Linked DNA regions of Homo sapiens: region 1 is linked to region 2. A link is a loop called in an ENCODE intact Hi-C map of the cell type or tissue named here. Cell type or tissue: left ventricle myocardium inferior. All regions are shown on one strand. Links, peaks and the distances in the headings refer to the core of each region. The heading gives the core; the rest is flanking DNA. Region 1 has its middle 610 kb from the start of ZNF385D-AS2. Region 2 has its middle 250 kb from the start of UBE2E2-DT.

What was found. Peaks named below come from ENCODE experiments on the same cell type or tissue, not always from the same donor. Only the 100,000 strongest peaks of a DNase experiment are listed, where the experiment ranks them.
Region 1: a loop joins it to region 2, with 8 times the contacts of the local background. A loop is called at or near these places in 65 of 110 quality-filtered maps.

The regions. Positions count from the first base shown.
Region 1 is chr3:22,555,311-22,570,957 of GRCh38, reverse strand. No RefSeq gene overlaps it. Among named protein-coding and RNA genes, the nearest start is that of ZNF385D-AS2, 610 kb to the right of the region's middle. In left ventricle myocardium inferior, for the core only: CTCF peaks have their summits at 6,489 and 6,688 (motif pointing left); no DNase peak of the experiment used is centred there.
Region 2 is chr3:22,945,084-22,960,730 of GRCh38, reverse strand. No RefSeq gene overlaps it. Among named protein-coding and RNA genes, the nearest start is that of UBE2E2-DT, 250 kb to the left of the region's middle. RefSeq lists an enhancer at 762-891. In left ventricle myocardium inferior, for the core only: no CTCF peak of the experiment used is centred there; DNase peaks (open chromatin) are centred at 8,440 and 8,690; H3K27ac peaks cover 574 bases.

The sequences.
Region 1 (15,647 bases), core at 3,688-11,687, 390 kb after region 2:
CATCACACTTTTTTGGGGCCAGCTCTCAATGTGATAGTTTAGCCGTCATAGTATAAATGTAATGGAATCAGTTCTCAAATTGTTATTATTTTTGATAGGTGACTTTGCTTGGTTAACACATGGTTGCAGTACAAACCCATGGTTAACAATGTCAAAATCAAACATTATTATTTGTCTATAATTTGGAAAACTCAAATGATGATTAATTTTGGAAGGGAATGGGGCATTGGTCCTTAAAAATGTATTCCTTCTGTTTTATCTCAATATACAGGTGAACCATAAATAACGATTTTAAAAATATATGATCATATTGCTGAGATGTTATGGCATCTTGCTTTTCTGCAATACAAATTTTGCATATATTTTCTTCCATAAATACTCATTGCTTTATGCACAAAACCCACAATTCACTATTTCATGAAATGATTTAATGGTCCATTTTTATAATAATGCAGATTTAGGTGCATAATACAGAATAAAAGTAAATTTTTTTTCTCTAAGTCATAGAACCGGTAAATTGCTTCATAATGTTTCCTTGCTAGGATAATTTCCTTTGAATTGATAACTTATTTTTAAGGCTTCTTGTAAAAGTATAATTGTGAGTCAAAATGGTTCACACAAATTAGATTTGTTTGTTTTGCATATTTTGAATTATGTCAGAAATAGCCTTATATTATTCTCTTATAGTCTTTTTTATATAATAATAATAGTCATAATTCAATAGAGCAAAACAAATTGAATGCAATTCCCAAATACCACATGACAACTTTGTCTCATATCAGTTTTCTTTTATGTGCTAAAAAGTGACTAAATAAACTAAAAAAGTTTTAGGATTAAAAGACATATAATTAAAAACTATATTTTTGGGGGGAATGATGTCAACAGATGAAAATCACGCAGCAGAGAAATGAATGTTAAGTGGACATATTGAAAATTGTATTCATTCAACACTGATCCCGTAAAGGCCCATTAAAAACTCAGCTGATTAGCCTCAAGGAGAAGCTTGAGGTTTTAAACTCAGGACTGAAGGAATGATTGTCAGGCTTAAACAAACACCTTTGCCAGCACCCTGTTGCCTGAGGACAAGTTCAGAGTCCTGTAGCATTGACAGTTGGGCCCCAGTGTTTCCAGTCTTCAGCACAGTGTGGTAATTATGGGTAAGACAGACCTGGTTCAAATTTGTGTCGTGCTCTGGCACTGCACTAAGAAATAATTTCACATTCCTCTGAAGTCCTGTAACAATAGCCCTGGTGTTTCTGTTTCAATGACATAACATGTTACCTTGAATTAGGATATTTGAGTTCGTATCTTGTTTCTTCTCCTGGACAGACTCTATATGCTTTGAAGGATAAGAATAGTGTTTTATTTACTTTTGCAACTCCCAATACCATTTAGTTCAGTATGTACACAATACATATGGACTGAAAGAATCTACGAAAGGAAATAAACGTGTCTTTTGAGAATTATACAACAAGAACAAGAAAATCCATCAATCAACCAAACAGAGAATAATTATAAAGTTTTATTTGCTATAGAAGTTATAGAAAACTATGGAGCTAAGAAATGCCTATTACAATTTATTCAGTTCTACCATAACTAGCCTAGCTGAGGTGTATGGAACAGTAACCCAACAGGTTAAGAAGACAGTATTTCTTCCTAAGTCTTTTTTTTTCTTCTTCATCTTTGTAAACTAATTAATATTACTAGTAAAATAACTTTGACTCCAAATTGTTTACCTAAGCAAATTAGTATCTGACACTTTGAGAACTAATGACTAGACTACTACTTCCTAATCATGCCTTATGGTCACCATCAGCTAGAGCTGACTACTCAAAGTCTGGTCCTGTAACCAGTGTTTTTCATATTCCCTGGGGTCTTGCTAGAAATGCGGATTTTAGGTGCCACTGCAGATGCATTGAGTCTGAAGCTACACTCTAACAAGTTCCCTAGGTGATTAGTTTGAGCATTAACATTTGAGAAGTATTGACCTTAGACATTTGTTCAAAGTACTGATTGTCAGGCCCTCTGTTGCAGATTCTAATGTACTAGGCAGTTTCTGCAAATCGGTATTTTTAGTACCAGTGATTTTTTAAAAATTAGAGAGCATAGTTACAAAATACCAAACTGGTCCATTCAGGGACAGAATATTTTAAATAATAACCTTACAAGTCTACTTCTCTTTATACAGTTCCAATGTTATATAGGTGGAAGGGAAGAAATCAAGAAAAGGAACAAATATCTACTATGGAACATTTAGGCCCACGCAGTTAATCTGCAACTGGGATGTTTGATGTTTCTGAAGTGCAATCCTGTAATTAGGAGATAAACTTTTATTTATTTATTTTTAGCTTTAACTCTTTTTGATGAAGATATGCTAACATTGTATTTTATACTTTTTTTACTTTGGCAACATAATTCATTTTGTAAGGATGATGTTATCAGTTTTACGTGCATATTTGTGCTATGATGTTATAAAACAGTACCTTGTGGCATCTCAGGTATGTACTGATGTCCATTTACATAAGGAATGATCCAAACAGATGGACAAAGTATATTATACATACATGAAGTGTGTGTGTAATTTAATATATGCATATATATTCACAAATAAAAATGCATGTATACATTTTGATGTATGTGCTTGTAAATGGATATCAGTACAAAATACCCAACACAGTTTACTAATGTGATTGTTTTATCAAAATCCTTGCAGGAAGGAATGGCTTTAAATCAGTTTTTTTTTCCTTTTCAGGTCTTATAATCATTTTAAAGCTATAATAATAAATTTACTTAGTTAGGCCTATTGCCAAAATAATGAAGGACAGGTCTGAATCAAATACACTAAATTTGCTTTCAGCACTTGCCACAATGAGAAGAGCTTGTTTCAAAGCAATACAATGGTACCAAGGTGAATGGGGAGTTCTGGTGAATCTGCGGCCTTCCTGGGAAAGTTGTTTGGAACTAAAAAGCAGTAAGCACAGAGAATATATTAGAAGATTTCCTCCTGTAAAAATAATGAACTGACAAAGTATTTGCTGAGATCAAACCTTTTAACCTCAGAAACAAAGGCTCTATGAAAACAATGCCAAAGAGTGACCATAACGAAACATTCTCCTTTACCTCCTCTGTGACGCTTCTGTGTACTCACAGTTGTCATTTTTCCCAAAGGTAGCCTCAGTGTGATGTTAGGAGTAGTCTGTTTGAGTTTATGGTTTTTAATACTGATGATTTGGGGCGATTATGGAAGCTTGCCTGAAACTTTCCTACTTCCTATAAAACACTTCCCTTATCTACATGAATACTTTGTAGTGCATTCACTATTTACTCATAAACATGCTTTCCTTATTCTGTAATTTTTTAATCTAAATCTTAATACTTCAATTCCTTTGAGTGGGGACCATATCATTTAAATCCCATAGACACTACTTATGTAGTATTAGATGCTGAATACACTTTGCCTAGATGTAACGAGGTGGAAATATGCTACTTGGCAGTTTAAAATTCATTCCACAAAGATTTATTCAGTATTTACCATATAATATGGACTGCCCTAAGTGGTGGGGAGAGAAGATAGATGTGATCCTGTCTCTTAGAGAGCTTAATGTGAATGGTGGAGATGGGCAAGTAAGAAGACAACAGAGTGACATATATTCTGATGGAAAAAGGAGAGGTCTTATCGGCAACTCAGGATGGGGAATGGAGGAAAATTTCCAGAAGTGCTCTAAGTGGGCATCTTTAAAATAGTAGGAGACAGAGAATAGAAACTGCTGTGGATGGATCCCAGGCAGAAGGCAGAGCATGTACAAGTCTCCTACACTGAGAGAACATGGAAAGTTTAAAGACATAAAAGAAATTCAATGTGGTGGGAGGGTATGTCCTAGAGGTAATAACACCTGACATTTGTAAAGTTTACAACCACATCCTCATGCATTATCTAGCTTACTACTCAGGACAATCTCAGCTGACATGTAAGTAAGTTTAATAGAGATGAAGTAAATTCCTTGCTCAAAATTACAGTTGAACCTCAACTTTCTCGTGCTGAATTCACATTTCATTCTATTGTTATCTTTTGTATTCTAGTATATTGTCCTTGAATATTTATAAATAATGTATATGCCATTCAATGTATATGAAATCATCAATCATTCTTAGAATTTAATGAAATCTAGTTATTTATTCAGCAGTTACCTCTTCCTCCACATTTTTTTAAAAAAAAAAAAAAAAAAAGACTGTTTCTAGGGACTGTGAGACACCAACCTCAGGAGAGACACCTGGAGAGGTTAATTAACACAGAATTGATAATTAAAATCCAATAATAAAATTATACATTATTGGGCCGTAAATCTCACAGAAAGGTACAGATTTAATGGGTGTCAGGAAAGACCAGCATTTTAGCAATTATTTGTGGGGATAGAATCTTACCCTAATTCTAATTTTATAGACCTATCTGTTAAAAGAGTTTTATTTAGCAAGTGGTTTTGAATTGTGTCTTCAGCTTTTTATCACAGACTGGCATTTAAAGTATAAATAAGATAAACCTAAACTTTAAAAACTTTGATCTTCATGCTTTTTAAAAAAAAAATAGCTTAAAATAGTGAGGCCTAGAGAAAAATACCAGCTTTGAAACCCATCTGCTCACTTATAAGGAAAATCCCCTCTTTGAGCCTCGGTTTCCTGATCTACAACAAAATATACCTTCTAAAGTTATTGTGAGAATTAAACAAATAGTAACTATTTTATATTAATCTAAAATCTAATTACTCAGTAATAAATTTTTGAATTTATTCAGTTCTTACTAAAGTACCCATATCTCTTTAAACTTGAAAGAAAAATAAGACTCGAGATGAAGGTACTTTTTGAAATATAAATTATTATACAAATGTATCTAGAACACAGCGTGGTAAATGGAAGATACTAAAAAAATTATTAGGTGAATTATTTTACCATTAATAGAAAAGCAGACCAAAGATGTACAAATTCAAAACATTAATTGGGGAAGAAAGCAACCCAGGAAAAGAGTGGTATGGATACAAAAAGAGGTCTTATCTAATTCTCATAAGAAAAATCACCTTAAAAGTGGCAATAAAACAAAAGCAGGACGTGTGTTCTCAACATCATACCTGAGCATTGTTTAACAAGCCCACCCAAGGATTATTTAATTTCCTAGGAGAATATATCCTTGTTTTATTACTACTGATTGATTACTATTGATTATGGCCCAGGCTTTATGAAGTTGACATGTTAATTTGTAGATTTTTGTCTCATAGAGAAGAAATTTTCTAGTACAGATGCAAATGAATAGATAACCCCAATGGTTATAGTTTAATTGTCCTGTAGAAGATTAACCCATCTCTTCTCTAACTTAGCAAGCCTATTTCAGCAGATCTTCTTTGACAGGATATATGAATCTCTGTTTCTCAAGTGCTATTTGAACCAGCTTTATCATCCTCCTGGTTGCCTCACTTGTGAAATAAATAAGTCTTTGATATATATATTGTATATTTGTAAAATGCTTTTAGCTATTTGAAAATTAAGCTTGGCAATGAAAATTTACTTACCATTGAAAGTTTCCACAACAATGTAGGAAAGAAAGATAAGGACACTCTTAAACTTTCAACTGTTAAACACTATCCTTCATGAACAGGGTGAGTAAAGACATAAGGCCATGTGCAGTGGCTCACACCTGTAATCCCAGCAATTTGGGAGGCCAAGGTAGGCAGATCACATGAGGCCAGGAGTTCGAGACCAGCCTGGCCAACATGGTGAAACCCCATCTCTACTAAAAATACAAAAATTAGCTGGGATGGCAGCATGGGCCTGTAATCCCAGCTACTTGGGAGGCTGAGGCAGGAGAATCGCTTGAACCTGGGAGGCGGAGGTTGCAGTGAGCCAAGATCGCTCGTGCCACTGCACTCCAGCCTGGGCAACAGAGTGAGACTCTTGTTTCAAACAAAACAAAACAAAACAAAACAAAAAACAAAAAAAACCATGAAGCATTGCCTTATTTCTGAAACTTGTTTGGCCTTATATAGGTAGCATAATGAGGAAATGAAATGTTTTATTAAAAGAAAAAGGTAACAAATCACACAATTACTTTGAGATAATAATACAAATGAGACACATTGGGAGGTATGAATTATTGCTTAAAGCTACATAAATATTCTAGTAAGCATGTGTAATGAGATGCACTGTGGAGAATTTCTTTTTGCTTTTATTTGTCCATTTGGTTTGTTTTGGTCTAGGGAGAGATACCAGAAAGTTTTCTGAAGAGAGTCAGGGGATTCTAGATGGTACAGAATTTTGGAAGCATTTAAATTTACTGTTAGGAAGGTGACCAAGTAACCTCATTGTTCAAGGAAGGGACAGTAGTCTTACATTTTAGATATGTAAGGTTTGAAGGAGAAGCCCAGGAAGAGACTGTGAGAAGGAAGATGTATGTGGTTCTGGGCTCTGAATTTGTGGTTTTGTGATTACTTCACTCACCCTGAACAAGAATTCTGCAGTAGGCTGCAGCCTGGCCTGGGACAGCACCTGGAAACGTGGGGGACCTCTGTGGGTGGTTTTGTGTCAGAACCCATGATGCCAACAGGAATCTAGGAACCAAAGCTGCGCTTTGCTCCTGCCTCCGCCTTTCAGACCAAGTGCTACTCTGTGGACAGTGCTCCCCCTTGTGCTCTTATCAGGAGATGCACATTAATTCCTCTAACTGCCCTGGTTTTTATTGTCGGAGTCTCCCTCTGTCGCCCAGGCTGGAGTGCAGTGGTGCGATCTCTGCTCACTGCAACCTCTGCCTGCCGGGTTCTAGCAATTCTCCTGCCTCAGCCTCCCGAGTAGCTGGGATTACAGGCGCACGCTGCCACGCCCCGCTAATTTTTTTGTATTTTAGTAGAGACGGGATTTCATTGTGTTCCTAGTCTCGAACTCCTGAGCTCAGGCAGTCCACCCGCTTCGGCCTCCCAAAGTGCTAGGATTACAGGCGTGAGCCACCGTGCCCGGCCAACTCCCCTGGTTTTTATGTCAGGGAGAATCTGGTGTCAGGAGCGTACTTTGGTCAGGCTTAATAGAAGAACTGAGGAGATGATACGGGTAGTAATGGAAAGTTAGAGAAATGTCATTGTCAAACATTCTGTAAAAGATCAGAATACTTAGAATGAGTGGAAGCTTTTAAGATAATATAAAAAATTTGCTCAGGAGATGAATGAATGATAAAGGAATGAATCCAAGCTATGAGTGTGTGTGTATGTGTGTAGATTTCGAGGTAAGATGATATGTAATAGCATAAAGACTAGTCCAAGGGTGTATTTCATATTTATGACAATAATATGTTAGTATTAATTAGTATTATCGGAGGAGTAGAACCTTTACATTTAATTTTAAAATCATCACATGAATATACCAGGGTCTGTATTAGTTTCTATCACGGTAATACAATTTACCAACAATTTGGTGGCTTAAAACAACACAAATTTATTATTTTACAGTGCTGGAGATTAGAACTCTGAAATGGGTCTCACTAAGCTAAAATCAAGATTTTGGCAGGGCTGCCTTTCTTCTGCAGGCTCTAGGGGAAAATCCATTTCCTTGCTTTGCCTTTCCTAGCTTCTAGAATCTCCCTGAATTCCTCATTTCATGGCCCCCTTCTGTCTCTAAAGCCAGCAGTGGCTGGTCCAGTTTTCCTTAGGCTGCGTCACTCTGGCACTGACCTTCTGCCTCATTCTACTACATTTGATCCTTGTGATTACGCTGGGCCCTCTGGGGTAGTCCAGGATAATTTCTTTATATTAAGGTCAGCTGATTAGCCATCTTAATTCCATCTGCAACCTTAACTTCACTTTGCCATGTAAAATAGCATAATCATAGTTTCCAGGGATTAGAATATGGACATCTTTGAGTGGGGACATTATTCTTCCTACCAGTCACAAAGGCAGGTTGAACAAGACAGCATATGAGAAACATGGAGTATGTTTCACTGGATCAAAAAATAGCATATACAATTTTTAACTCTGTTTATTGGCTTCATTGACTTTTTTTAGTGCATTGTGTTTGTAAAAATCTGTGATTACTACTTGGGATTTTTCTTTCTTTCTTTTTTTTTTTTTTTTTTTTTGAGAAGGAGTCTCGCTCTGTCTCCCAGGCTGGAGTGCAGTGGCGCGATTTCGGCTCACTGCAAGCTCCGCCTCCCGGGTTCACGCCATTCTCTTGCCTCAGCCTCCTGAGTAGCTGGGACTACAGGCGCCCGCCACTGCGCCCGGCTAATTTTTTGTGTTTTTAGTAGAGACAGGGTTTCACCGTGATAGGCATGATGGTCTGGATCTCCTGACCTCGTGATCCACTCGCCTCGGCCTCCCAAAGTGCTGGGCTTACAGGCGTGAGCCACCGCGCCCGGCCGGGATTTTTCAAATCAAGTTCATTGTGATAATATGGTAAGTTAGTTTTAGATAGGTTTTTAAATACTTAATATAATTTTATCTGGATAAAAGTAGATTTATTTTCTTTTTACTGATTATAAACTAATATCTGCTCTTTATATAATTACAAGAAGATAACAGAGAAACAGAAAAGGTAAGAAATAGAAAAGTTTTGTGGGGTATAAAGAAGGCCAGGTGCAGTGGCTCATACCTGTAATCCCAGCAATTTGGGAGGCTGAGGTTTGAGGATTGCTTGAGCTCATGGGTTTGAGACAAGCCTGGGCAACATAGTGAGACTCCATCTCTACAAAAAAAGCTTAACAAATTAGCTGAGTGTGGTGGCACACACCTGTAGTCCCAGTTACTCAGGAGGCTAAGGTGGGAGGATCACTTGAGCCTGGGAGGTTGAGGCTGCACTGAGCCATGATTGCACCATTGCACTCCAGTCTGGGTGACAGAGTGAGATCCTGTCTCAGAAAAAAAGAGAAACATAAAAAATAAAGGCAACTCATTCATAGTCCTGTTATAGACAATTCAAAGTGTGTTTTAGAGTTTCTTTGAAGATACACTGATAGGCCTAAAAACATATAGCAATATCCGTTTGTTTAGATAAATGGGCTTATCCTTTATTCATGTCAATAAATATAGTTCTGCATCATGATTTTTATTGCTTTTCAGGACTCCTTTGTGTGATGTATCATTATTTAAATAATCTTATTGTTTGAGATTTTACACAATTCTTACTTTTCTCCCTTTAAAAATACTGTAATTAAATGAAATAAAGTAAATACTATTATTAACATTTTATGGATATTTATTTGGTACATTTTCTGTTGATTTCCTTAGGATAAATTCTAGAAGTAGGTTAAATTGTATCAATTTAAATTGTCCCTTTTTCTCAAGGATATAAATGAATAAAACAGCTAACAAGCCTGGAGAATAGAGATTTTATTATAACATTGGATGATGTAAAATGTATTGCAGAATAGAAGAAAGACTTTTGCACATAAAGTTTGAATGTCTATTGTTCATGTAGTTGCATTATACTCTAGTACAAACTGATTTTATTAATTTGTTTAAATCTCACTTTCATTCTTTCCTTGGGAGTAATACGTGCATCCTGAGACTAATAGGCAATGAGATTCTTGCACAGGAAGTGAAAATGAGCTACAAAAAATAATTTTACTCTATTTTGAAAAAGAAGACCCAGAAATGTAGCTAACAGCCCGTTATATGCTATGGGTCCTTTAGGTCATGTCTTTGGGCCTTTGCTTGTCAAAGGATGGGGCTGAAAAGATGATTGATTTTCTTCTGGCTGTAACATTCTACTAGTCTTCAGTGCTCAGCGTTAAATGAAATGATGTTTTGATGTTGAAAATACTAGTTTACATTATTTATTTATGCACCCTCTTTATTTCCAAAAAGGCCTGGAGCAACATACAATAAAAACTTGAATATAATAAGGCCAAGAATCACTCTGTAATAAAAGTCGAGCCACTCAAACTTTGTGCATCAGTTTTATTGGTGGAAAGGGAATCTGAAAAAAACATAATACACAGCTGTCAAGTGGATTATATGGAATGATGTATATAAAATTTCCTGCGTTGTTCGTGGTCTGTAGTTCCCATCTCTATCCTCCCAGGTAAAAAACGGAAGACAGGGAAATATTGTAACAAAACTCTGAGCGAAGAACATGGCAGTCATTAAACACAAAAATAGGCCCAACTTGGTGCTGCCCGGTAGCAAAATCGAAAAAGAGACAGATATTTTTCTGACCATAAGTCACCTATAGATCTCACCAGTAGAGTCTTTATACATAACATTGCATAACTTGAGGCATATCTTTAATAACAATTCTATCAAAATATATTTTCTATATAAAAGGTTCATTAAAGATTTTTAAATTCAAAACATAGTATCTTCTGGAAATACTGAAAAACGATTGCAGATATATTTATCTAATATTTGATACCTCCTGTAGCCAGTAAGTCCTGGCAAATTTCCTAAACCTTAATTTAACACATTTAAAAATAAATTCTTGTGAGTAGAGAATTTCAAACATGTTTATAGTCTATGACCTACTAATTTAGCCCGAGAAGAAGCTAGCCTAAGGTTAAATCAAATACAAAATCCAGAGAAAGGCTTAAGTCATTCAAATATTTATTGCTGCATTATTTTTAATAGATAAACATTACACATGACCTAAAGAAACCAAAGTCTGATAATGGGTAACAAATAAATGCTGATACATAGAGCTGACATATGTGATACATGCAAGTATCAGAATTTTCTTCCTTTTTGAGGCTAAATAATCAATTGCGTGTATATGCTACGTTTTATGTGTCCATCCATTAATGGACACGTGGGTTACTTCTGCCTTTTGGCTATTGTGAATAATGCTGCTATGAACACTGGTGTACAGTCTGTCTTTGAAACCCTGCTTTTAATTATTTTGGGCATATACCTTGAAATGGAATTGCTAGATTATATGGTAACTTTTACATTTTTGAGGAACTGTTATATTGATTTTCATAATGGCTGTACCATTTTACATTCCCACCAATCATGTACAAGAGTTTCAATTTCTCTACATCCTCGTCATCCTTTGGTATGTCCTGTTTTTTTTTTTTGTTTTCATACTGGATGTCCTAATGGGTATGAAGTAGTAACTCATGGTGGTTTTGTTGTGCGTTTTCCTAATGACAATGATGTTGAGCCTCTTTTCATATGCTTCTTAGCAATTTGTATATCTTCTTTGGAGAAAAGTCTGTTCAAGTGCTTTGCCCATTTTTAAACTATTTGTTTTTGAGTTGTAGGAGCTCTTCATTTGTTTGGTGATTTGAAGATATATGATTTATAAATACTGTCTTTCATTCCATGGGTTGCCTTTTCACTCTGTTGATTGTGTCCTTTGATGAGGAAATGTTAAATTTTGATGTAGTCCAGTTTATCTAGTTATGCTTTCATAACATACTTACCTAACATAATTTAGAATACAGTGCAATGATAGTTATAAAATGTATAACATGAATAGGATCATGTTAACGGAAAAAGTAGGAAAAAAAACTGTAAATAAGAAATCCCTAATTTAAAACATCAAAAACTAATGAATTAAGTCCCACAATGGTAAACTGAATTTTTATTTCTGAAATAGACGGTGTTCATGTTATGTATGCTGTACTTAGGTTCTAAAAGCACATTTCACACTATTTAAATAGAATAGTTTATCAGAAAACAAGTCAAACAGAAATACATGCTTTTTAAAGAATGCTTTAATCGTATACCACCAAGTATTTAAATTATAAGGCACAATACATTTATTTATGTAGTAATATATTATCCAACATATTATTGGATAATAATATTGGTAACTTTTTTGCACAAGTTATTTGAGGCTTCTTAAAATGCTAGGCAGGTTTTATTAAAGATGACTCTCTTCCTATTTATTCTACTTATTTGTATTTCTACTTATCCTTATTTGTAGCAATACAGGCATGCTTCATCATGTCAAGAAACTTTGTACTACATTCAAATTTTACCTCATACATTTATACATTCGTCTATTCAATTATTTTATTTTCAAATGTTTGCTGTGGATATGATGGTGAACAAGAGACATAATGTGTCTGTCCTCATGGAGCTTACATTTTATTAGGGGAAGATAGATATTATACATGGAATAGGTAAGCAAATCTGGCAATGTCAGAGAGGGAAAGTTTCTATGAAGGCAATAAAGTAGGAATAGCAACAGAGAAGGGGAGAACTATTCTCCAGAATGCTGGCATTGCTTATTTTACTTGTATCTATATCTAGGAGAATACTGAAAAGTTTTCTGTTAGCTAAAGTATGGTTTTCATGCTTAGTTCTTTTTTAAAAAAATCTTCAACAGTTCTTACTTTTCCATTTCAATAAGAATTTCAATGCTAAAATTTTTGGATCCAATAATTCAAACCACGAAAGAAACTTTTAGTTCTAGGATATGTGTAATGTGTGTAATGTTTGTCACAGTTTCAGTGATACTTATTATAGCATAAAGTTTCAAGATCTTGACCAAACTTAGGGCAGAGTTTTTTCCAAATTCCTTTATGATTGAACTATGGCTGAATATGATACTAGGCCTGCCAAGTTCTGTTGTTTGGTGAGAAAATTTTGTGGTATCAGTGTCACCAAGACTGTTTCAACTGTCTAGTATACAGGTATAGGAATTTACATCATCTGATTCTAGAACAATAGAATAAAAAGTTTTCCTATTTCCTACATTAGCAAAACAGCTTTCTTATCATCATTGGTTCTATGGGCCTAGCACTATCATGGGCTTCAAGCATCTCTTTGCTTGCCTTGAAGGAGAGCACTCACTGTGCAATGGGACCATTTTATCTCACAGAGTAGATTTAGAATCTTTTATTCTTGATTCTTGTTGACTCAAACCATCAAGAATTAATTTCCCAAATAAAAGATTTCATTGACTTTTTTTGGTTTTTAATTTTATGGGCCATGCATGTGCTGTCCATTTCAAGTACAGCAAAGCAAAGGAAATTCACAAATTGAAGAAGATCTACAAAATTAAAAAGTAATTATGAAATAAATGTTTGCATTGTATATACATGGTTGTAGATTGGCTTATGTGTCCCAATATGGAAAACATACTTAAGTAGCAATCTTTTGGCAATGGTATATGTGAGTTTTGGTGAGTACTGCAGTTTTAAGTTAGAAGGGTTATAAATATAGGGGTCACATGTCAAGCTGTTTTAAGGCAGATACTCTCTATTTAACATGATCTAAACTTCAGGTTAAAAGAATCTGCACCCATAACAAAATATTTATAGTCTCAGATTCCTAAGAGAATAAATGATATCTTTTGGTTCTCTGACCCCACCTTCTCAGATAGCTTCTTGAAGAAAGCAGAAGCTTACTCATTAAAAAGTAAGTGCCATGAAGTAGCAAATTTGGAGGTGGAAATTAGGAAGAAATATCCTTGGGTCCTGAAAGATATGGAAATAGATTTAAAACACATTATTGAGAAAACTAGGAATAGGGAGAAGGGGTGAAATTCTATTTGTTCTTTTTCAATTTGAATTTAAGTGATTCATGTATTACTTGTATTGAAAGGAGAGAATAGAAGTATCAAGTTGTTTTCCCTTATGTTTTTCTGCAGGTTGTGAAAAACAAACTATTAGAATATTAGAATTAACAGGAATTACAATCCTCATCTCCACCTCCGCATTTCGTAGATGGGAAAAGAGAGGTGCAGCCATGAGGTGACCTACCAAGGTCACAGAGCTAGCTTGACACAGCTAGGTTCCTCCACTGTCTCCCCTTCTCTGGCTGCAGGGAAGAGTTCAGCCTGGGTAAGACAGCCTCACTCTTCCATTTTTCAGCCTGAGTAATGAGGAGGGTGGAGATGGAAATGGCTATATCTGTGACGTGAATGTTGTTTTCACTGCCTCTATACAAGTGAGTTATTTTCATTCCTTCCTGATGTCCTTGATTTTTAATTGTAAAATGAGTGACACTTTGAACTCCCTTATAGTTTGGCTTTATTTTCTGCTACCACCAGTATGTACAAATTGTACAAATTGGAATCTTTCTCAGAGTATCTGAAGCTCTACTTTCTATCAGAAAAAGAAAAGCTGACAGGCAGTTTAGATGTATCTTTTCCTTTTTCTTTTGTGAGCGTCTTGTTGCACTGCAGGTCAATTGTCAGAAATATTTATTTAGCTGAAGTTCTCTTTCTGAGCCGACTGAGGCAAAAAGTGGTTGATTGAAAAGTCAGTGTACATGGGTTCACCACTCTGCAATCAACAGGACAATCAAAGGTGCTGGAGTGTTTTTTTTTCCAGGTTCAGGTTGCACTGCATCATGCTTGTACATACGATGCTCAGCATTTGAAGTTTAAATATTGCTGGGACTAAGAAGCCACATAAATATGACCTGAACTCTGATTGCCACCAAATTGGAATGGCATGTCTAAAGATTTTAGAGTCAGCCTTGAGTTTTGTGGCTTTACAAATTTGTAGAAGCTTTGCGAGTGTAAATAAAACTTGGAGTTTCACTCAAAATCCTGAGGAATGAATACATATATGCATAGACATACACACTTCATTGTAGCAAGCCGCTGAGGAAAACTGACAGTGCCTTGCGCTTAGAGAAGATAAAGGAGAAACACATGTACGTTGCAAGTCACAATTAAAATTCAGGAGCAGAAAAGAATTTACTTTCTATCTTTTCTGACCGTTAGTTGGAGGTTGGTTGGTTGAGGTTTTTGGCCTGTGTACAGACTTGTTATCTGAGGGTACAGTGCAGGAAAACTCATTTAGTCATCATCATCATCACCAAAATCACCACTGCCATTCTGCCACCAAATACCCGTTGCTGATTTGAGAACCTGCCACATAAGGGCATAGCACAAACAGCATGAATTGGCAGAAAGAGCTTATTCTTCTTTAAATTTTCATGGCTGGGCAATTGGCTAAGTTGCAATTTTCAAGTGACCTTCTCTCACTAAACCATATGCACACATACTCGGTCATGTAACAGCAGTCCTTTTTGAACATCTACTGTTTGTCAAGCACTTACAGGCACTAGGCATCTCTACTGTTGAATGTGATAGACATGCTCCATGCTCTTGTGGAGCTTAGAGGAGATGATAAAACAATTTTAAAGTGCTAAGTGCTCTGAGCTTGTGCAGTCCAGAAAATGTCACCAAGGAGAGAATACTTGAGCTGAGTCTGCAGGGCTTAGGCAGCATCATGTGAATATCTGGGGCAAGTCTTGCAAGGCAGAGGGAAAAGCAAGAGACAGAGCTTTAAAATAGAAATAAGCTTGAAGTATTTGAAGAACATAAAGAAGGCTAGTATAGTGGGACTATTGAAAGCAAGGAAGTAGATGGAAGAAAATGAGATTAGAGAGGTATGGGAGGGCTTGGTCTGGCTGGGCTACATAGAGAATAGTGAGGGTTCATGCTGGCACACCCCTGGAGGGTTTAAGCAGGGGGTGAGATCGGACTGCGTTTTAGAAATGTAAGGAATAGATTGATTGCAAAGTGGATGATAATGTGTGTTTCGTGAGGAAGGGATTTGTATCTGTTTCATTCACTGCTGTATCTCCAGCCCTGGAACAGTGCCTGGCAAATAAGAGGTGTGTGAGAAGTACCTGTTGAATGTACAGATAGGTATGTGTGTGTGTTCTTATGATTTTTTTTGTATTTTATTTTATTTTTAATTTTATTATTATACTTTA
Region 2 (15,647 bases), core at 4,415-12,414:
TCAACTTATTTTTTCAAATGCACTAATTAAACCTCAAGCCCCCATTTTAGGCTTTGCACTTTTGATTAATAAGGACAGTTAAAAAAAAAAAGAAAGAAAGAGAGAAAGAAAAGCTTCCTAGTTGCTATGTGGAAACTGGCATTGCCAAGGAGCTTGCAACCATGCAGCCACAAGGAGGAGCTCAAGCATCAAATTAAAAATTAACACAAACTAATAAATTCTGGCGCGTGCTGCTTTTGGCAATGCGTTAAAACAATATTTATTCTTATATGGAGGCGAGGTGATTTATGGGCCTTTTGCCCAAATTAATATCACTCTGGGGAGCGTATCTTGATACGCTGGTATGTATCAGTATATTTACATAAATATGATAATATAGACGTAATCTATTCTTCACCCAGTAACCAGATGGATCTTTAAAAAATGCTTGAGATAATGCCACTCCCTGTTTAAAAGCCTTCCTATGGCTTCCTTTTATTTTGAGAATAAACTGTGCATTCTCTACCGGGACCTAAGAGGCTCTGCCTCATCTCTTTCCCACAGCCCTTTCTTTTCTTTTCTCTTCTTCTTCTGCTGCTGCTTTTTAAAAAAACTTCAACATTTATTTTAGATTCAAGGGGTACATGTGCAGGTTTGCTAGATGGGTATATTGCATGATGCTGAGGTTTGGGGTACAAATGATCCTATGGCCCAGGTAGTGGGCATAGTACCCAAGGAGGTGAAAGATCCCCACAAGGAGAATGACAAAGCACTCCTGAGAGAAATCAGAAGTGACACAAATGCATGGAAAAGCATTCTATGCTCATGGGTCGGAAGAACCACCCCTTTCGGACTCCATCTCATGCCTCTCTCCCCAGAGACTGACTGTGGTAGCCACATGCCTTCTGATAGGCCCTAGAATGGGTCTTTTCTGGCCTCAGGGACTTCCCACTTCTGTTCCTCTGTCCTTCCAGAGACTTGCATGCCTGCCTCCTACTCATTCTTTGAAATTCAGTTTCAGTGTCACCCTCTAGACAGTCATTTCCTGACATGTACTGAATGTCGGCTGGCCTGCCTTCCCTTCTGCCATTCTTCTCCATCCTTGTTCTCTGTTTATTCCTACTTAGAATTTATCACAAGCTGTACTTCTTTTGTTCACCTATATGTTTCCTGTTTATTACATGGCTTCTATATTTGATGTACATTAGAGCAGAAACCTTGTCTATGTAAACACTGCAGTATCTGTAGTGCCTAGCACAATTCCTGGCACCAAGTATGTGTGCAATAAATATTTGTTGAAGGAATGAGTCTTTATAATTGAAACTTTGGGAATGTGTCTGGGTCCAGAGATTCTCTGGAACAATAGCCACAGAAACAGTTTTGAAACATTGGCCTCCCATCTCAGTGATTTTTCCTCATGGTTTGAAGGGCCTCCTAATTCCCCAACAATACACATGCTATTCCTACTCTACCCCAAAAGAGGCAGCAAGTGATGCACAATGAAATCTATAGCACTACCAGAACAGACTAATAGCGGCATGGTTCGACAAACAAAATTAATATTAAGCAAAATATGCCAACATCTTCCACTGCTATCTGCATTATTTGACCTGTGAGCATGCGACCTTGTGTCTGAGGAACAGCTTCTTCAGCCCCAACAGTTGGTGCTGAGATCTAATGATGGAGTCACCAGCATCACAGTTTGGAAGGTGCTGATAGGACAGGCTCCCAGAGATCCTATCTGTCAGCTGAAAGAGGATGTGCCATCTTTCTATACAAGGCCTTCAAAGAGGCATTGACTTCTTCACTCTTGGGGCCATCTTTGAGTAGGGGTAAGCAGCTCCCAGTAAGACCAGATCTCATGCTGATGTGGGTACTCACAGAAAATCCCTGGTGCTTCTAAAACCATATCCTAAAACTCATTAAGCTTGGGTTCCTGCCAAGTTTTATATTATTTCACTTCATATAATATGTTTCACTGTGTATTTGTGTCTTGTAAATAGTTTCTGATTTTTTCAGTAATGACTGGTAATTATTCAACCTTGCTCATTTGCTCCTTCTTCCCAGGAAACTTTTTCAAAGTTGTATATTTATTTATCAAGAAAATGAACATTCGCTTTCTAAAAATGTACTCATGGAAGACTCCCCAAAGAAACGGATTTGATCCTTTCATAGGAAGAAAGCTGACACATTATCTATTGGAATGATTATTCTAAAAGCCACAATCACATACTGTAAAATTTGCAAAATGATGAAAGAAGTTAATGTTTGAATATATATTGTTTATCATTCTCAGGGACCACTTTGTCAGGATGTGGTATTAAAAAATGTTCTTGTATTTCTGAGAGTTAGGAAAAAAAATCAATTACAATTGAAATAGACTATGGATTCTTCTCATAGGCCACAGCTTAGTGGGGAGCAGAGTCCAGATTTTTAAAGAAAATAATTCATGACCCTTGCTAAAGATGGGAAGGGGGTCATGGCAATATGTACAGGGACCACTGCAATGGGGTCTTGCAGTGGGGAAGAGATTGAACTCAACTCCCTCTCCAGCAAGGACAAGTGGGGATTTTTAATCAAGGAGCAGGATGGGGTCAGTGAGTGGAAAATTACTAAGAGGAAACATCAAGGATAAGGGGAGGTCAGATACCAAAGGTGGCGGATTTTCACTAAACTGACTACGCAGGATTCTTGCTCAAACTGGATTCTATGAGGACAGATAGGGAAGCCCAAGGTAGAGCCTAGTTAAGCAGAGGACTCAGAAGAGACTGACTAAAGTTCTGATCAAAGAAGAGGTATACGTCAAGGTATACGTGGCACTATGATTCAAAGTGCCTGTGGCAGATTGATTAAAAACATGGCCCTAAGTCTCCACATATCCATGTACACATACCTTTTGCAGTGAGACTTTGTGACAACTATTACAAGGTGGAGTCTATCTCCTCCTCCCCTTTGAATCAGAGCTTATCTTGTCACTTGCTCTGCCCAGCAGAAAGTGGCTGAAATTACATGTGTCAGTTCTAAGCCTTAGATCCCAAAAGGCCCTTTGTGCTTCTCCTCTTGCTAGTGTCCCTCTTCCTTTAACATGAACAAGCGTGACCCAGCCTGCTGGAAGGTAAGAGATCATTTATGGCAGAACTCAGTTATCTAGATGAGGACATCATAGACGCCAGAGCCCAGCTAACCTACCTGCTAACTGCAGCCAATGAACACATCTGGCTGAGATCAGAAAAACCTGGGCCAGACCAGAGGAACTGTCTGATTAATCTGAAGAACCACGAGCAATAATAGATGGTTATTGTTTACAGCCGCTTAATTTTAGGTTGGTTTGTTACACAGCATTACTGTGACAATAGCTAATATTTGATATTGGACATGGGCTTCTGGGTGACAGCAACAGTGGTACATATTTTGGATATTGGCAATTTTATAGCTCTGGTTATAATAACTAGTTTTAGATAATAGTGGCTTTGTGGTATTGGAAGCTCAGTAGTGGCATTTGGAGGTATTTCTGGCAACGTGGCTAATATTGGTGGCTTTGATGATTATGGTCCTTGTGCTTTTAGGTGGTTATTGGTATTGGCAGAACTTGATAGGACTACCCATGTAGTATATTGGGGAACTCAGTTTTTCTGCCAGGTTTTGGCACAGTTTGATAATTAAATGACAACCTCTAATGCCACTAAGTTCTAGTGGAAGCTCACTATACATTGTTCTTGGTTTCTCGCTAGGCTGGGGAAGATAAGACAGTGGTGGGGGAGGGGTTTCTTCTTACTGCTTGTGTGCACTACAGGAGGATTGCAAGGGATTCCTGGTCATTGCAGTGTATGTGAGGTGGTTAGCCTTGGCCATGCCAATCTCCATCTAATAGACACAGATGCCAGAAGTGGGCACATTCTTACATCTATTCTCATGACTTTTCAGCAAGAATGCCTTCTGTAGGCCTCAGTTCAGCCTTCGTAAGAAGGGCTAGTACAATTGGTGACAGGTATCTGCTCATTGTTTTCTGTTGCAAGTGCATGCAGTGGTGAGAGGCAGAGCTGCACCTGTACTTCAGCAGGCCGAGCACTCCATCCATGGTACTCCACCCAGGGGAACCCTGGCCCCATCACTGAAATGGTCCTATTATAAAGGAGAGCTGGTTGTGTTTGCATTTGTTTTCCACATAATTGCTCTGCCTATATGTTCATCTTAACTGTGGGGCACCACAGCCTCTTTAAGAATCCTTCCGTATTTTCTGAGGCTATTTTCCATTTTTATTAGCTTTGTGGACAAATAGTTAACAAAGCCCTTTCCCTTTTTGAATGAGAATTTGACCTCTGGTTAACCCTTTAGCTCAATTCCCCTGGTAACTTGACAATGACAGAATGTCAACTGTGTTTCCAGGCAGAATTGCTTGTGCCAAAAATGACCTTTGATTGTCAACTTGTATCTGGACTGGGAGGGCTATAAACTATAAATACTATATAGGGAAGCTATGCTTTGGACTCCCCTAAGAGTTGTGACTCTTACCTGAGCATCTATCTTGCAGGAACCTTGGAAGCTATGGATCCTATGGGCTGGCAGCTTTTAGGCCAGAGTGGATCCTATGTCTACCCACTGTGTGTCTCATCTCCTTGTACTTCAGCTGCTAGACTACTAAAAGGATTTCTATAGAACCGGAATCCCTGAAGCTATACTTTTGGCAAGCTCTGGTTTTTGTCCATAATGTAATAGATGGATGCTGAGTGTAGCCTGTGGCATTTTTGTGAATCTGAATATTTAGTTGAACCCAAGAAGATCTTCAGTGTGTGTTGCAGACTTGGTGTTCTTCCCCTAGGTCCAGCTGCTGATACACCTGAGAGCCTCTCTGGCCTGAGAGGACTCCATGACAGAAGCATTGGGCTGTGTATGTGTGTTTGGGGTGACTCATCATGCATGAGATATAAACCAGGAGATTAGTGGCAGGATGCTTATTCGCTTGGGATTCCAGACCATGGCCCTAGCGCATGGACACAAGTTAGAAGAACATCTAACTTGCCTAACTGTAACAACCCTAATCCAACTAACATAGATTAGGTAGAGAGGGGTTTTGGGGAAGGATGCTGAGAACCTTGGGGAACAATTATGTTGCTGGTGGTAATGGCCAAGGATGGCTATTTCTTATAAAACTAAAGAGCACTCACAACACGGAGTTCTCAGGAACCACAAGGCCAGGCATAGGAAAAGTAAAATAATTAACCAGGAGCTTGTGGCCCATCTTAGGCGGGTCTCTAATCATAGGCGGGCTTTCTTTTTGAAGAATCCTAGCCCTACTCCCTTGAATGTCTGCCCCTTGCCTAGAGAGGGCAATCAGGCAGGAGAAGGAAATAAAGGTATTCAATTAGGAAAAGAGGAAGTCAAATTATCCCTGTTTGCAGATGACATGATTGTATATCTAGAAAACCCCATCATCTCAGCTGAAAAATCTCCTTAAGCTGATAAGCAACTTCAGCAAAGTCTCAGGATACAAAATCAATGTGCAAAAATCATAAGCATTCTTATACAGCAATAACAGACAAACAGAGAGCCAAATCATGAGTGAACTCCCATTCACAATTGCTTCAAAGAGAATAAACTACCTAGGAATCCAACTTACAAGGGATGTGAAGGACCTCTTTAAGGAGAACTACAAATCACTGCTCAACGAAATAAAAGAGGATACAAACAAATGGAAGAACATTCCATGCTCATGGGTAGGAAGAATCAATATCGTGAAAATGGCCATACCACCCAAGGTAATTTATAGATTCAATGCCATCCCCATCAAGCTACCAATGACCTTCTTCACAGAATTGGAAAAAACTACTTTAAAGTTCATATGGAACCAAAAAAGAGCCCGCATCGCCAAGTCAATCCTAAGCCAAAAGAACAAAGCTAGAGGCATCATGCTACCTGACTTCAAACTATACTACAAGGCTACAGTAACCAAAACAGCATGGTACTGGTACCAAAACAGAGATATAGACCAATGGAATAGAACAGAGCCCTCAGAAATAATGCCACATACCTACAACTATCTGATCTTTGACAAACCTGAGAAAAACAGGAAATGGGGAAAGGATTCCCTATTTAATAAATGGTGCTGGGAAAACTGGCTAGCCATATGTAGAAAGCTGAAACTGGATCCCTTCCTTAAACCTTATACAAAAATTTATTCAAGATGGATTAAAGACTTACGTATTAGACCTAAAACCATAAAAACCCTAGAAGAAAACCTAGGCAATACCATTCAGGACATAGGCATGGGCAAGGGCTTCATGTCTAAAACACCAAAAGCAATGGCAGCAAAAGCCAAAATTGACAATGGGATCTAATTAAACTAAAGAGCTTCTGCACAGCAAAAGAAACCACCATCAGAGTGAACAGGCAACCTACAGATTGGGAGAAAATTTTTGCAACCTACTCATCTGACAAAGGGCTAATATCCAGAATCTACAATGAACTCCAACAAATTTACAAGAAGAAAACAAACAGCCCCATCAAAAAGTGGGCGAAGGATATGAGCAGACACTTCTCAAAAGAAGACATTTATGCAGCCAAAAAACACATGAAAAAAATGCTCATCATCACTGGCCATCAGAGAAATGCAAATCAAAACCACAATGAGATACCATCTCACGCCAGTTAGAATGGTGATCATTAAAAAGTCAGGAAACAAGAGGTGCTGGAGAGGATGTGGAGAAATAGGAACATTTTTTCACTGTTGGTGGGACTGTAAACTAGTTCAACCATTGTGGAAGTCGGTGTGGCGATTCCTCAGGGATCTAGAACTAGAAATACCATTTGAACCCAGCCATCCCATTACTGGGTATATACCCAAAGGATTATAAATCATGCTGCTATAAAGACACATGCACACGTATGTTTATTGCGGCACTATTCACAATAGCAAAGTCTTGGAACCAACCCAAATGTCCAACATGATAGACTGGATTAAGAAAATGTGGCACATATACACCATGGAATACTATGCAGCCATAAAAAAAGGATGAGTTCATGTCCTTTGTAGGGCCATGGATGAAGCTGGAAACCATTATTCTCAGCAAACTGTCGCAAGGACAAAAAAGCAAACACTGCATGTTCTCACTCATAGGTGGGAATTGATCAAAGAGAACACATGGACACAGGAAGGGGAACATCACACACCGGGGCCTGTTGTGGGGTGGGGGTATGGGGGAGGGATAGCATTAGGAGATATACCTAATGCTAAATGATGAGTTAATGGGTGCAGCACACCAACATGGCACATGTATAAATATGTCACAAACCTGCATGTTGTGCACATGTACCCCAAAACTGAAAGTATAATAATAAAACAAAAGAAGGAAGAGAAAAAGTACATTAAAAAAAAAAAAAAAGAATCCTATCCTTACTCCCTTGAATGTCTGCCCCTTGCCTAGAGAGGGTATGTGGATCTCGGCAGGATGATTCAAGTGCTCAAACAATGACTTTTCGAGTCTTTATCTCGAGGCTCTGTCTAATGCTCAGTCAGACTTTCTGTATGAAGAGATAGAGATGGTTACAGTAGCTCCAGGCTTCCATCTTACTAGGTTGGTAACTGTACAGAGAAGAGCATGCTTCTTTCCCTTCATTCTAGCAAATGTGGCTAACGTTCATTGCTCTGGCTTGGAGTGCATGGGCTTCCTGATTAATCACAGAGGCCAGTGTGATGAAAGCTTTTATCTGGCCACCCAGGGGCAGGCAGTTAGGAACATTTGAATCCCGTAGCCTGAGATTGGAGAAGAGTAGTTTCCTAAAGGAGAATTGGGGGGCTGGGATTTTAAAAAGTAGGAAGGGATGCTGGGAAGGCTGAACAATTGGTGTCCACTTTATTAAAGTGAGTTCCTCGCACTTTAATATGCATACCTGGGGGATCTTGTTAAAATGCCGGATCCGATTCCTAGATGGTATGGTTTGGATGTTTTGTCTGCTCTAAATCTCATGTGAAAATGTGACCTCCAATGTTGGAGGTAGGGCTTAGTGGGAGGTGTTCAGGTCATGGGGGTGGATCCCCTCATGGATGGCTTGGTGCCCTCCTTGAGAGAATGAGTGTGTTCTCACTCCATGAGTTCATATGAGATCTGGTTGTTTAAAAGAGCCTGGAACTTCCTCGTCTGTCTCTTGCTCCCTTTGTCACCACGTGATACACTGGCTCCCACTTTTCCCTCTGCCATGACTGTAAGCTTCCTGAGGCCCACAGCAGATGTGGGTGCTATGCTTTTACAGCCTGCAGAACTGTGAGCCAAAATAAACCTCTTTTCTTTATAAATTACCCAACCTCAGGTATTCCTTTATAGCAATGCAAATGAACTAATGCATTAGATCTGGTGAGGGGCCTGAGATTCTGTGATTCAAACAAGGTCCCAGGTATTTCTAATGTTGCTGGTTCAGGGACCTTGCATTGAATGGCAAGGCAGTAGAGGGTGAGGTCACTGCACAGCTGGAAACCATCTCCTGTTGTTAAAGAAGACATGTGGATAGCTGCCTCTCATAGGGATTTGGGTAGCAGTCAAATAGCATCCTCAGTGTAACACAGGGTGTGAGAAAGCTTATTGGAGGGGTCTGTTCTAAATGACTAGGCCTAGTGGGGCAGGTTGCATGACCCAGGAATGCTAATGTTGGCAGTTTCTTTTTGTGCTGCAGCAGCACTTGCAAAAGCACATTATGCTGTTAAATGAATTACACACAGTGAGTTAATCACAGGCCTACACTGCCAACAGGCAGCTCCCACTGGAATGAATTTGGACAGGGAGAGTTTAAAAAAATAGCCAAACTGCAGGATAATATGTAACCAGAAATATTGTCAAAATGGGCCATAAAAGGATGTTTGGGAAAGTTAATTTTTAAATATATGCTCCAACTCTGTGGTGTAGACTCCCTAGATGACTGAGAGCACCATTTCTCCTCCTGCTACGGTTCTCCCCCAGGCTGTATTTGGAAAATATTGATTTCTCTCCTTGATTTGTTTAACAGCAAATTCAACAACAACAAGTTTCAACTTGCTGACTAGAATTTTCATAGCATGAACATAATCAGACACAGCTAATAGCAGGGAAGCCAATTGTCTTCTAAATTGATTTTTCTTTTATGTTAGAAGAATAAATGGTGGTGCTTCTCAAAATATTTCAGGGCCAAATTTTTGAGACCAGAATTCGAAAGATTAATTACAAAATTATGGAGGGATACAAACTCTCAAAATTTAAAACATACTGCAATTTAGGACCTAGCTATTTTTCAGGCAGTCACTGGTCATTTTGATTTCAAAGATAGAAATTAGAATTGGTGGCATAGACCAATATATATATAAAGGAATTGTTTTAAATTGTATTTTAATTTACTTTCTCTAGCTTCTCATAGTTTTTTTTTTTTTTTTTAAGGGAATTGAAGGTTTAGTGTACAAGCACTAAACCAACTGTTTTTCATTTTTCACCTTACTTAAATGACAAATATAATGCAGTCAGCATAATGCATATTAGATGGTTTCAGCAAACAAGATGCTCACAGCACATTTGACCTGTCCTTGGATCTGTTTACTTTTTTTTGGAGTGGGGCAAGGAAGGGGGAGAAGGAAGTTTACTCCATAGCTTGGAGCTTCATAATGCTTGAACGCCTATTTGTTCCTGACACTGAAGTGCAGTGAGAAGGCACCTCAAGGGTTTGAGTTGCAAGCCCTGAGCTTTTGTTTATGATGAGTTGATATTGATGGGTTCATCTCTTTTCCACTTAATGTTTCTCGACGAGAATAGAAATGCAAGGCTATCTCAGTGTTCACGTCTCACAAATATAATTTGCAAATAAGATTAAGAAAATGAGATGGAATGTGGTCTTCATAACTAGACAAGTTACATTTCTTAAGAGATCTGTCCTGATGACCTATTTAATGCCACTGTGGAACCTCCCTCCCTATCTCACTGTAGCCCTGATCTCCCTGACTCTGAGCTATTTTTTCCATAGTACTCCTCCTCTCATATAATTTCTCATTTATTTATTATTGTCATTGACTCTCTCCCTCCTCTAGAATGTCAGCTCCATAAGAGCAGGGAAGTTTTGTTCACTGATGTATCCTGCATGCCTGGGACAGTGTCTGACCCTTGATAGATCTTCAGTAAATGAATTAATGAATACATTTCTCTAAGTCCATTCTCATTTCTTAGAACAGGTTGAAATTTCAAAAGAAATACAGCCACCTACTTATACCATGTCTTAAACACACTAAAGATATTTTTTCCAGCTGAAGAAAAAAATGTTTTGTCACGCATCATAAGATACCATTTGATTATGGCATCAATAAAAGTTCATTTGATAAAATAAAATTTTGATTCCCGTGTAGATCAATTAGCTTTTCCTAAGGTTCAGTTAAATCAGTTTCTCAACCTTGGCAGTATAATGATGTTTGTTATGGAGAGTGTGTTGTGCATTGTGGGATATTTAGTAGCATCCCTAGCCTTGACCTAATAAGGATTAATGTCACCCTCTCCCTTCTGGTTGTGGCAACCAAAAGTGTCTCCAGATATTGTCAAATATCCACCATTTGGAACCACTTAGTTAAACCAATCAACCTAATTTTAAATAGGCGTACTGGCTTGCAAATATTTATCTTTAATCTTTGAAGAGAGAATAGCTGTCTTTTATCAAGCACTTGTGTGGTAGGCAGAATAATGGCCCCCAATAATGTTCATACCCAAATCCTGGGTATGAATGTGTTACCATACATGGCACAAAAGGCTTTGCAGATGTGATTAAGATTAAGGAACTTGAGGTGAGGAGATCATTCTAGATTATGCAGGTGGGCCCAGTCTCATCACATGAGCATTTAAAACCTGAGACTCTTTTAGACTGTGGTAAGAATACATCAGTGATAGGATAGGATGTGGATAGGATACCTCAGTGAACAAAACTTTCCTGCTCTTATGGAGCTGACATTCTAGAGGAGAGAGACAGTCAATGAGTATAATAAATAAATGAGAAATTATATGAGATGAGAAATGCTATGGAAAAAATAGCTCAGAGTCAGGGAGATCAGGGCTACAGTGGGACAGGGAGGGAGGTTCCACAGTGGCATTAAATAGGTGGTCAGGACAGATCTCCTTAAGAAATGTAACTTGTCTAGTTATGAAGACCACATTTGTGTCTGCGATTTATGATCTCAGAAGAGGTATGAGGGAAATGTGATGTGACAAGTACTGAACCCTTTGTTGCTCACTTTGAAGATCTAGGAAGGGGGATAAGAGCCAAGGAATGCTATGACCTGTAGAAGCTGAAGTGACCTTCAATTGACAGCCATCAGGAAAATAGGGATCTTGGTCCTACGACTGCAAGGAGCTTAATTCTGCCAACAAATGGGCAAGGAATGGATCCTTCCCTAGACCTACAGGAAGGAATGCAGCCCTGCTGACATCTTGATTTTAGCCTCTCAGGACCCATGTTGGACTTCTGACCTATAGAACTCTAAGATGAAAATTTGTGTTAAGCCAGGAAGTTTATGGTACTTTGTTCCAGTAATAACAGAATTTATCACACTGAGACCTTTGCACAATAACTTTCTATCTTCTCATTTTATAGAGGATGTAGGCTGAATTGTGTCCCCACCAATTCATATGTTAAAGTCCTAACCTCCAGTACCTCACAATGTGATTGTGGTTTGGAGATGGGGTCTTTAAAGTGGTAATTAAGGTTAAATGAAGTCAATAATATGAGCCCTAATCCAATATGACTGGTGTTCTTATAAGAAGAGATTAAGACTCAGACACACACAGAGGAAGACCAGGTGAAGGGAAGACTGTGGAGGAGATGGCCATCTGTGGGTCAAGTGAGGCCTTCAAAAGGAATCCACCCTGCTGACACATTGATCTTGGGCTTCTAGCCTTCAGAACTGTGAGGAAAAATATTTCTATTGTTTAAGCCACGGAGTCTGTCGTACTTTGTTATGGCAATCCTGAAAACTAACTCAATAGATGATGAAAGAGACTCAGAACATGAATAAATTTCTCTAGGACATATAGCTAGTACAGGTGGGATTGGAGTCTCTGCAATCCATGATGTTGATGTATGCAATAAGTGGTTCTAACTGCGTTAAGTTTATGGATGACCCAGAGCATTCTAACTGTTGCCAGTTTGTAGAGGAAAAGTTTGAGACCTGTGTTCAAATTCTGCTGTGACTACTAGTTGTTGTGTCTTGAGTGACATGTTGATCTCAGAGGCCCAGTTTGCTCATAACTAAAATGGTTTTTAGCTTCTTTCCAAGATTACTTTGTGAACTACATAGATAATGACTGCAAATGCATTTTGTTATACACCAAGCACTGTGCAAATGTGAGGTGGTATTATTAAAATGTTACTGTTGCTGGAAAAGAAATCGAGTGAATGTTTTCTGACAGCACCTTTCAGACCTTCTTCTAGGTATGTTTAGGGAATGTCCACTCTTTGAAATGCAAGAGACAACATAGAAAATATTGTTTAACTCACAGGAACAAGAATGTGCAAGAATCAGTGTTTCCTTTCTGTGTTTCCTTCTAAAAGGCAATTCGCATGTATTTTATTGTTTGGAATTCCCAGTGGAGGCATTATTAAGTGCACTGTTCAGAGTCAGTGGGAAGAACAACAGCTGTTTAAAAAAAAGAAGGGGAACTGTCTACTCTAATTTAGGTTGTCTGGTTTATTATGGGATAAGAGTAAAAAACAAACAGAAAAGGACTGTCTTGTTAACTTGTGGCAAAGTTAACAAGACAGCTTTCCCACAGGAGAGCAATGTGTTCCATGAGTCTGTGGTTCCACGTAATGTTCTTCTAAGGGGGGAAAGCATTTATTTTGATTTGGAACTCTGCAAGCTTCTTGTCTTGTATCCACTTTCACAAATGACAGTCTTTGTATCCAAAATAACAGAAGTTTCAAGTGGCTCAAAGGGATCTACCAGCCACATTGTTTGTTTTAATGGTGCCCTTTAGCAGGGAATTGTACAGCCACTCTCACTCTACCACCACATTCCTGATGAAGGCAAATTTAGCATCAACATGGGGAGCTGACATACTTTCTTGTACATGTTCCTAAAGTAATATTACCAATTGATTCTGGCATCAGTTAGCTACACATTTGCCATCTGCTTTCTAGAATGTCCTCTCCTCCTTCCCTGCCTAGGGTACTTCTATTCAAACTTCAATTCCTAGCTTGACTTTCAACTTGTGTGTGAAACCTTTTCCATCTTTTCCAGATACTGTAAATTCCCTCTCTTGCTTGTGTGCCTGTGACACCTTATTCAGATCTTCAATATACTATTTAATATCTTATAAGGCAATGATTTATTTGTAATTTCGGGCAATAATGATTTGTGAGGTTTTCAATCACAGATATATTTTGTGTTCCTAGCACTGTGTCTCAAACATAGCAGTTGTATAATATATTAATAAATTCCAAATCAAAGTAAGGGCCTAGGATGATGTGTAACAACAGCTATCATTTATTTAGCAATTTCTATAAGCTAGTAACTCATGATCTCATTTATCCCAGCAGTCCTATAAGGTGGCCTTTATGTTCACTATTTTATAGATTAGGAAATTGAGGCCTGAGGCTAGGTGACTTGCCCAAGGTCATCTGGCTTTTAAGGAACAGAGAGGTTTCTAACTAAAGTGAATAATGATGTGCATTTATATGGAAGATGGGTGATAGCTGATATAAACCCAAGCAAAATGGAAAGGGAATTTTTTTGTCCTTAACATCATTTTACTTCCATTTATTCTTTTTCTCTCTCCTGCTTTTTAATGTGCCTTTTGTACACCCATTAAGGCCTGGTGTTGTAGATTGAATTATTGGTCACAATTCTCATCATCTTTATGAATTATAAATCCATACCTTTGGTCATGTGACTTTGAAGTATCTTCCACTAGAGTGGGCAGAATATTTTTCTCCACTCCATTGATGTTGGGCTTGGCCACATTACTTGCTTTGGTCCATGGATTGTGGGTAGAGGTGACAATGGGCCAGTTCTGAGCTGAGACCTTAAGAGGCATTGTGTGTTGTGAGTTTCTGCTCACCTCTCTTTCAATTCCTAATGAGAAGAACTTGCCTTGAGTAGCCACAGGTCCAAGGAAGGTAAAAGACATGCGGAGGAGGCATGAACTTTATCTGAAGTTCGAAGCTGAGATGTCTCAGCTTACTGGTAGAGTAGACCGTGTAATGAGAGAAATAAATGTTTGCTTTATTGTAATCCACTGAGACTTTGGGATTGTTTGTTACACAGAAAGATCTGGTTAATATACTTGGCCTCCTAAAAGTACTCTATAATCACGGTTGCTATCTCCTTCTGCCTTAGCTAATCAATCAAAAGGAAAGGAAAATCCCATTTATCTAGCAGGCGTAAGCATGTAAACTCCATAAAGGCATCCGAGAGACTGACACATAATGTGAGCTCAAAAATGAATGTGAAAACCCTTTTTTTAAAATTTTTTTATTTTTTTAGATGGAATCTCGCTGTTTCGCCCAGGCCAGAGTGCAGTGGCGCTATCTCGGCTCACTGCAAGCTCCGCCTCCCGGGTTCACGCCATTCTCCTGCCTCAGCCTCCCGAGTAGCTGGGACTACAGGCGCCCGCCACCGCGCCCGGCTAATTTTTTGTATTTTTAGTAGAGACGGGTTTCACCGTGTTAGCCGAGATGGTCTCAATCTCTTGACCTCGTGATCCACCCGCCTCGGCCTCCCAAAGTGCTGGGATTACAGGCGTGAGCCACCGCGCCCAGACGAAAACCCTTTTTAAAAGTTACAAGTTTCTCTGAATGTTTTCCCGCTCTCTCCTTGCCCATCTCCGCTGCTTTAATGACACTTCTGGCTCCTTTAAAGCCTGCTGTCTAGTTCCAGCACTAGAAAGTATTTCAGGAGTACTTACCTACAATGTTGGCTTCTTTATCGCTTTTCAGAGAGAAAGAATTTCCTCTGAAAAGGGCTTTTCTTCTACCACTGTGGCTCCTGCCACCTCCTACCATTTGACCACACACTGTGCAAAGCGTGTATGTGTTTAAGTCCCACACTTCAATATGCTTGCAGGCCCGCCTTCCCTAGAGCTCAGATACCAATCAGGGTCGGGGGAGGGGGACATGCCCAGAGCACCAATTCCTCAGACAGAGCTCACCTCCTATCTTGTTCTCTCTACTCCATCACACACATCCCCCACTTTCTCTCCTCCCTTTCCGTCTTCCCTCCCTAATTCCAGGTCATAATCAGCTGTTTGAAACAAGTATAGTGTTTCCCTTTAAATCTTTTGCTACATGTGTGCAACATCATTGAGTCCTTATAATGATCCATAAAGGTAGTCATTACTTTTCCTGATTTTATAGATAAAATATTAATATTTTAGCTCATTAAGGTTGGAAGCTAAGTTGGAATCCTAGGCCTGTATGACTGTATCCAGTAGATATATGATTTTAAAACTTTTCTCTAGCACCTGGAGTCTTTTTTTAATGTATAAATTAAAACTTACATAGTGTCCTTTATTCACAGAATGGCTTGGGCTGCAAGTGATAAAACCCTGATTCAAGCTGGCTTGGATAACGGGGAGAATTAAAAATCTCACCTAACAGAAAGTCCAGAGGTGATATGAACTTCAGCACGGTGCATCAGGGCTCCAGTCACACTTCTGCATGGCTCTGTCCTGGTTCTTTCT